Regions from separate parts of the Homo sapiens genome. Here region 1 is linked to region 2. A link is a contact called in ENCODE Hi-C or POLR2A ChIA-PET data. All regions are on one chromosome and are shown on one strand. The core of a region is the stretch at or near the end of the contact, and the rest is flanking DNA. Distances in the headings are between cores, read along the strand shown.

What was found. Hi-C counts contacts between places; a loop is a spot of excess contacts on that map. ChIA-PET counts read pairs that join two places held with the same protein, here RNA polymerase II (POLR2A). Pooled maps may share reads with other maps.
Region 1: a loop to region 2 is called in a pooled map, with 8 times the contacts of the local background. The contact joins the promoter of UPF3A here to the promoter of TMEM255B in region 2. A Hi-C loop is called at or near these places in 5 of 50 pooled maps. POLR2A ChIA-PET finds 5 or more read pairs at or near these places in 2 of 52 experiments (A549 and H1).

Annotation. Positions count from the first base shown.
Region 1 is chr13:114,279,535-114,283,674 of GRCh38, forward strand. It overlaps UPF3A (UPF3A regulator of nonsense mediated mRNA decay), which reads left to right and starts at 2,067. Exons shown (of 10, transcript NM_023011.4): 1 at 2,067-2,312; 2 at 2,487-2,593; 3 at 3,303-3,409. The coding sequence starts at 2,106. It overlaps LOC105370384 (a long non-coding RNA gene), which reads right to left and starts at 1,535. Exons shown (of 4, transcript XR_007063887.1): 1 at 569-1,535. RefSeq lists enhancers at 1,295-1,594, 2,048-2,735 and silencers at 1,815-2,084, 2,315-2,494, 2,875-3,084.
Region 2 is chr13:113,756,931-113,760,916 of GRCh38, forward strand. TMEM255B (transmembrane protein 255B) reads left to right here and starts at 2,296. Exons shown (of 9, transcript NM_182614.4): 1 at 2,296-2,385. The coding sequence starts at 2,340. RefSeq lists enhancers at 1,456-1,957, 2,514-3,015.

The DNA of each region.
Region 1 (4,140 bases), core at 817-3,316, 520 kb after region 2:
TTGGAGATATTTCTTCCTGCTTTGCTTTGGCTGTAAAGTTCTGTACATGTATCAAACAGAGCATTTCAACAGGCTGGCTAATGTGTAGGAAGCTAGCTTTTCTTTGTGATATAATTTGTCATGTAAAATCATAAGCTATTTTACAAGTGTATTTCATTCACTGTATCTTAAAATTCATATGGTTTTATTTAAAGATAATTTCATCAAACAGCTGAATTCTAAAATCCTACCTTTTTTTCAAAATCATTTTTCAGAACTTTGCAATAACAGGAAGTAAAGAATCAGAAGGGTGTTAAAAAATTGACTTGGGGGGAAAAACATTTGGACATTTTGCTGGCTAGGTTTACGAAATATACACATCCAGCAAACATGTGAGTCCCTTTAGGGTACAGTGCAGTGAAGGGAGAAGTGGAAATACTCAAGGTTCTGGGGAAGGTCAAATGAAGGGTCCCTCACATTGGCTGAGGCCAACCTGGCTTCAGAGGTGTGCAGAGGCACCAGGCCGAGAACAGGGCTTTGCAGTGGTGAGGGCAAAACATGAACACAAGAAATACCCTAAGTTACTGACCTGGTTGTGCCTGGTGACAGATGGGACCAGCTCTTTTCTCCATTTGGTAATTTTGGAAAATTTGGCAGAGTTAATAAAGAAATCCCCTTGGTGCAAGATTGCTACAATAAGAATCTATTATAGATGGCAGATGTGAAGTTCACAGTCCTTTTTATTATCCTAACCTAGTAACATGACTAGAGGTAAAATTAAATATTGAGTTAGATGATTGTTTAATATTTTAAAACCAGAGGGAAGACATACAAATAGATTGAGAGCAGTTTCTTTCTAAAGATAATCAGAATATATCTCCTATATTTTAAACACTGCAGGAACAGTCAAAATTTTAAAATAAATGGTTTCCACATTTTTTTATCCCCATCTCTCCCCCTGACTATATAGTAAAATATTTTATTTGGCAACCACGTTTTCCTACTTTTAATCACACATCATCAGAGCTTTTCATCAGCCTAACTAGTCTTCCTACTCACTGAGTTGTGACGAAAGCCTGGTCTAGGCACTTTTACCACGGCCATGTTTTTGTTAAGATCCCTGCAGACTGTGAACTATGAAAACCAGCCCCTGGCCCCGCTTGTGGGTGCTGCAGAGCCGCGTGTGAACTGCTCCTAGGAAACCGCGTCTCTGGGCAGGGTGGCTCTCGGGCCGTGGATCCGCCTAAAAGCTTTTCTGCCAGTGACGCCCTTGGTCTCTGGATGTGTTCACGCCTCAGTGATTTTACTCTCTGGTTTCTTGTGTGTGCTTGAGATTCTTGAGAGAAAGCGTGCTGCAGATGAAAAATGCAGCCTACATGAAAAAGAGAAGGGGAAAGCCATTTTAAAATAACTTCCATGTAAGTTACTGTAATCAAAGTGCTGCTGCCTGTGTGTTCATAAAAAAATATGTGCAAGGGCCCGGAGCGGTGGCTCATGCCTGTAATCCCAGCACTTTGGGAGGCCGAGGTGGGCGGATCACTTGAGGTCAGGAGTTACCGAGACCATCCTGGCCAACAAGGTGAAACCCCGTCTCTACTTTAAAAAAACAAAAAAATTAGCCAGGGGTGGTGGCGCGTGCCTGTAGGTCCCAGCCACTCAGGAGGCTGAGGCAGAGGCTGCAGTGAGCCGAGATCGCGCCACTGCACTCCGGTCTGGGCGACAGAGCGAGACTGTCTCCAAAAAAATTAAGAATTCAAATGTGAACCCGGCTTTCATGGCGCCCCGGCCACGGAGAGCCTGGGGGAGTGGGATAAAAACGGTGCTGGGATGGGAGGGCGGCTTGTCCGCGAACTCCTCCCACCACGCCCGGACCAAAGCCGCCGGCGCCCCGCTTCCGGGGCCGCCCTAAACCGCGGCCGCCGCTCCCTGAGGGGCCGCCTGACCCGGCGGAAAGCCAGGCTGTGTGGCCGGAGGTCACCACCCCGACCCCGACTAGTCCCGCAGCGCCTGACCCCTTCGTGGGCGGCCCCGACCGCCGCGGCTCGAGGAGGGGCGGGGCTGGGGCGGCCGAGCTCTCGCGAGGTTTCGTCGGGGGCTGGCGGCTGCGGCTCGGCGGAGAGTGCGGCATGCGCTCGGAAAAGGAGGGGGCCGGAGGCCTTCGGGCGGCCGTTGCCGCGCGGGGCCCGAGCGGGAGGGAGAAGCTGTCGGCCCTAGAAGTGCAGTTCCACCGCGACTCGCAGCAGCAGGAGGCTGAGACGCCGCCAACTTCGTCCTCCGGTTGCGGGGGCGGTGCGGGCAAACCTCGCGAGGAGAAGAGGACGGCCCTGAGCAAGGTGGGGACGGGGGCGGGGCGCGCAAACCTCGCGAGGAGAGGACGGCCCTGAGTGGAGGGAGGGGAGGGAGGGGAGGGAGGGGCGGGGGCCGGGCCTCCCAGCGCGGTACGCGGTGCCTTTTGAGCTCCTTGTCCACGCTCCGCCCCGGTGGGAACGGCCGCGCGCTCCCCGCAGGTGGTCATCCGCCGCCTGCCTCCGGGCCTCACCAAGGAGCAGCTGGAGGAGCAGCTGCGCCCGCTGCCAGCACACGACTACTTCGAGTTCTTCGCCGCCGACCTGAGGTGAGGCCCGCCCCGAGGGGAGGAAGAGAGGGCGGAACCCAGAGCTCGGCGGCGGTGGCCGTCTCGTTGCCTTACGTTCCTTACCCTGATTTCTCCTATATGGGAGTCGTGTGAGCTTTTTGAATAAATACATTTCAGTAAAACGTGTCCGTTCCGTCAAAGAAAAATACCACCAACAAAGAAACACAGATGTGGTTTACATGAAAAATGCGGATGATTTTCAGACGGCTAACGCTTAGGAAAGCGGGTGCCTTTGAAAGGACCAGCGTTGCCCGCCCGGCGCCTCCCGGGCTTCCCTGCTCGTCCGCGGACGGGGCGCTGCGGGGCCGGGGGGCGCCGGCTCTTCCTGTGGCCTCCACGCTGGTGCCGCAGCCAGTGCGGTTTTAAATACCGGAGAAGGTCCCCAAGTCAGGAGAGTCTCTCGGCGCCACGGGTTCCTCTGGGAGTGCGCCCTGGCCTTGCCTTAGGGTTTCAGCCTCGGAGGACCGGTTCTGGGCAGTGGAGAAGGGACCTGAGTTCTGCCTTGTAAAGTTAACGTTTTGCGTTTGTTTTTGCTAAAGAATATCCAAGTTGTTACAATTAACTGAGATGATTTGGCACAAAAGTTTTATCTAAAGTAGTTTGTTGTGCCCAGAAAAGGAAAAAGAGGCTAAATTAATGGACTATTGTATTTTTCACTGACCATTTTCACTGTTATCTCTTATTTCAGTCTTTATCCTCATCTCTACTCAAGAGCATACATTAATTTTAGGAATCCTGATGACATCCTTCTTTTTAGAGATCGTTTTGATGGATATATCTTCCTTGACAGCAAAGGTTGGATTATTGGTTTTTAAAAATCTATTATAATCTGTAGGTATACTAATGAAGTATTGCTAGAATATTCGTGCTTTTTAAATTATTATTATTTTTTGAGACAGGGTCTTGCTCTGTTGCCCAGGCTGGAGTGCAGCAGCCGCAATCACGGCTCACTGCAGCCTCACACTGCGGCTCAAGCAATCCTCCAGCCTCCTAGGTAGCAGGGACCACAGGCGTGTGCCACCATGATCGGCTGATTTAAAAAAAAAATTGTGTAGAGACGGGGGTCTCACTGTGTTGCCCAGGCTGGTCTTGAACTCCTGGCTTCAAGTGATCCTCCCACCTCAGCCTCCCAAAGTGCTGGGATTACAGGCGTGAGCCACAGCATCCGGTCTATTTGTGCATTTTAATTAAAAAGTTCTCAGACTAAAATAAGTTTATAAATTTTGATTATGTTACTGTAATTATGTGCAGATATTAAAAATTGAAATTATTTAATTTTATTATTTAATCCAAAAAAATTCCAGAAATTCTGTGTAATAGTGACAGCCTATTTATGTATTATCATCAGAGAATGAAGGTTTTCATGAGTGAGTTTGTTGCATGAGAGAACTTGATCTTTTTAGGTTCTAAAGCTAAACTATTTTACCTGATAGGAATTTTCCAAAATGTACACTGACTTCTATCTTCCTAAACAGCATCCTTCATGACTGTACCATTTATGATAATGTCACCAGGAAGTCACTGCT
Region 2 (3,986 bases), core at 1,046-3,545:
CCTTTGCATGGAGGTTCCTTTTCCTCAGACCCTCTGCCCCAGATGTCTGGGTGAGCAACCACCTCCACGCCCTCAAGCTTGGTCTTCAACATCACCTGTCAACAAGCTCTCTTTTCACTACTTAAAAACCACAGCTCCCTCCCTCTCCCACACTATACTTTCTATTTTGTTTCTTTACCTCTCTTTCCTTTTTCTGTGGCCTGCATTACCTGGCTGTGTATGTATGTATGTGTGTATGTGTGTGTATGTATAAGTGTGTATGTGTGTGTATGTGCATGTGTGTGCATGTATGTGTGCATGTGTATGTGTGTGCATGTGTGTATGCATGCATGTGTGTATGTATATGTGCATATGTGCATGTATGCACGTATAAGTGTGTATGTATGCATGTGTGTATGTATGTGTATGTATGTGTGCGTGTATGTATGCACACATGTATGCATGTGTGTATGTGCATGTATGTATGCGTGCATGTATGTATGCACACATGCATGCATGTGTGTATGTATGCATGTGTATATATGCATGTGTGTGTATGTGTGTATGTGCATGCATGTGTGTATGTCTGCATGTGTGTATGTGTATATGTGTGTGTGTATTCCATAGCATGTTGCCCTCTGACATGCTGTGCATTTTTCTTGTTTATTGTATTATTATTCATGGCCTCACTTCCCCACCAGGATCCTTGTTTACGTTGCTCATTGATACATCCCAAGTACCTGGAACAGTGTCTGGTATATCGCGGATGTTTAGTAAGTCTTGAGAGGCTCACTGAGTGAACAGTGTTAATTTTCATGGTTTAAAACTTTATATAAATGGTACCATACTCGCTGCCGTACTTGCTGTCGTACTCGCTGCCGTACTGTGCACTTGCATTTTTGCTCCGCGTTCTGTTTTTGGCATTTATCCACATTGATCCATGTAGCTCTCATTTATTTTAACTGCCATGTGGTATTTCGCTGTATATGCCCATTTCTTTATCGCTTCTCCCCGTGTTGGATATTCAGGGTGTGTCCGGTGCTTTGGACACACAGTGTTGTGAGGAATATTCTGTACGCATCTTCTAGCACATGCATACTTCTTGTGGTAGTTTCTCTCTCACAGTGGATGGCCTATTAGAATGACTAGGGAATTCTTAGCTATTAGTTTGTTCCCAGAAGTTCTGGTTCAATTGATCTGGTCTGGGTTCAGTGCTGCAGAAATGTTTTTTCTTTTAAAGACATTCCTGGATGACTTTAACGACAGCCGGGGTTGAGAACCACGGCTCCTGGCTCGAAGGAGCAGATCTATGTTTGTGTTCTTGGGCATATCTAGAAAGAGATATGCTTTCTTTCTGGCTTGTCATCTACTTGCTTCAATTTTCCTAAAGGTTGCTTTCAAAGTGGTGGCACCATGCGTGATCCCAGCGGTGAATGCAGATTCCCACGTTTTCATTAACATTCTTTAAGTTGTTTGACCCTTGGGGTTTTCTGATAGGATGAGGGTGAAACGCATCCTCTTGTTCCCACAGCGTTCCCCTAATTCCGGGGGCTGAGTTTATTGATCGTTCAAGCATCTTCTTTTGTGACGGGACCGCTGATGTCCTTGACTCAAAGATGTTAAAAATACGTTTAGAAGGATCTTTATTTTTTCCTGCTGCTGTACGAGGCACCCTTTCTGGCCCCGTGTTTCCTTGCCCTTCTTTCCAGCAGCAGATTTTACTCAGAACAACTTCAGTGCTGTGGACACAAAGACGCAGGCCTTGGAGAGGCGGGTCAGCCCTGCCTCGGGGCTGCTGAGTGAGGTGCCAGATGCGTTTGTTCCTCATTTACTCATTTGCGTTTGTTCCTCATTTACTCGTTCCTCGCAGACTGGGTTGTAACACCATGTACCACCCTCTGAACCCAGAGATCAAGGGCTGGCTGGCCCTGTAGCCCCAAGGAGCTCCGTCACCGGCCAATGGGGAGGCGAACCCGTGGTGACCCACTCAGCGGCACCGCCAAGGGCTGAGCGTGGCGCCAGCGGCGGAAGGCCCGGGGTCACCGTCCCAGGCCGGGGCTCCGACCCCGAGTCCGCAGGGTCCTCTCCAGGCACCTTCCATCTGGGGTCTGGCTTCCACTCCCGGCCGCGGCGTCCTGATTTCCAGAAACCAGGCGGCCGCTGGAGGGGAGAAGGGGGAGCGGGCGCAGCGGGGGAGGGAGGAGAAGAAACGCCGGAGAAGGGAGAGTAGAGCGAGGAAGGACGCGAGGCGGGCGGAGCGCGGGGAGGTGCAGGGGGCGGGGAAGGGGCGGCGCCGCGAGGGCGGCTCCTGGCGGCGGGACTGTGGCTGTGGCCCCGGGAGAGCCGGGTGGGGCCTCGGGATGCAGCCGCCGGTGCCCGGGCCCCTGGGCCTGCTGGACCCCGCAGGTGAGCGCGGGGCTGGGGGCTCGTCTCGGCTCCTGCGGGGGAGCGTGGGGACCCCGGGGCTGGGACTACAGGTCCCCGGCCGGCCCGGGCGGAACCTGCGCGGAGACGCGGCACGGGGTCTGGTCCCTCCGCCTCCTTCGAGCTCTGTCTTTGGAACACTTTGCATTTCGCACTGGGGTCGGGCGTTCGTCCTACCGGTTCGTTCATTCATTCTCTCTCCCTGTCTCTCTCTCTGTCTCTGTCTCTGTCTCTCTCGCTCTTTCTGTCTCTGCCTCCTCAGTCTTTGCCTTTCTCTGACTCTGTGTCCGTTCCTCTTGGCCTCTCTCTCCCTGTTACGTTTTATTATGAGGAACAGGCGCCCCAAAGTGCGCTCCTTCCCCATCTCTTCCGTTTATTCCAACCTACACCATTTTCCGGGAAAACTTCGTTTGGAAGAGCGAGGTAGCCTTTTCCTGTTTGAACGTGCAGAGGCGCTCACAGAACTGGACAGTGTTGCTTGGTTTCGGCTCGCCCCTCTCTCGTGTTTCTCCCCGGTGTGTTCACGGAATCTCCAATTCTTCCACTTCCCAGACCAAGCCCGCTGCAGCCTCGGAGCCAGGCAAAGGCTGGGAAAACAGGAAACCTGTTGCGTGTTCACCAGTTCGCAAGCCGGGCTCGGGGGCTCTGCCGGGAAGTGGCCAGGACTGGAAGGATGCCGGGTGTCTTCCTGAGGGGGAGAGGGCTGGGCAGATTTCAGAACAAAAGAGAAACAGAGTTCCCTAGAAAGTGAAGCCCTGACGGCTGGAGGGAGGGATGGAGTGGTGTCTAGGGGGCTCTGCCGCTCCCTCAGAAATAATCCAACACAAACTTCTGGGGATTAACCTCACAACCCTTTTACTGCGGCATCGTTCGGAACCGGACGAATTACTGTTACTTAAAATAATCAAATAATTTGGCTTCTTTCTAAAAGAAACCACTATATGCCTTCCAATCTAAAGCAAAATGCTCTATGGTCAAATGTATTAATGTGGATTAGTCTATTGGTGTTTAATAATGATAACTATTATTATTATTTATTAACTAGTTTTATCATTATTAGAATGCCTTAATGTTTAAAAATAGCATCTGACTTAGATTTTCTTCTGACAAAGAACTTTAAACCTTAAAACAATACTTGGAGCTGGTCTTTTTAGTATATGAAACATTGGTGTATCTGGGTAGGATTATGGGTCTTTTTGTTTGGAGCTGGTCTTTTACTAAAATGTATAAAGCATTGGTGTGTCTGGGGTTGGATTATGGTCTTTCTGCTTTGGTGTGTCGGGGTGGATTATGGTCTTTCTGCTTTGGGGTATCTGGGGGTGGGTTATGGTCTTTCTGCTTTGGGGTATCTGGGGGTGGATTATGGTCTTTCTGCTTTGGGGTATCTGGGGGTGGATTATGGTCTTTCTGCTTTGGTGTGTCTGGGGGTGGATTATGGTCTTTCTGCTTTGGGGTATCGGGGGTGGGTTATGGTCTTTCTGCTTTGGGGTATCTGGGGGTGGATTATGGTCTTTCTGCTTTGGTGTGCCTGGGGGTGGATTATGGTCTTTCTGCTTTGGTGTGTCTGGGGGTGGGTTATGGTC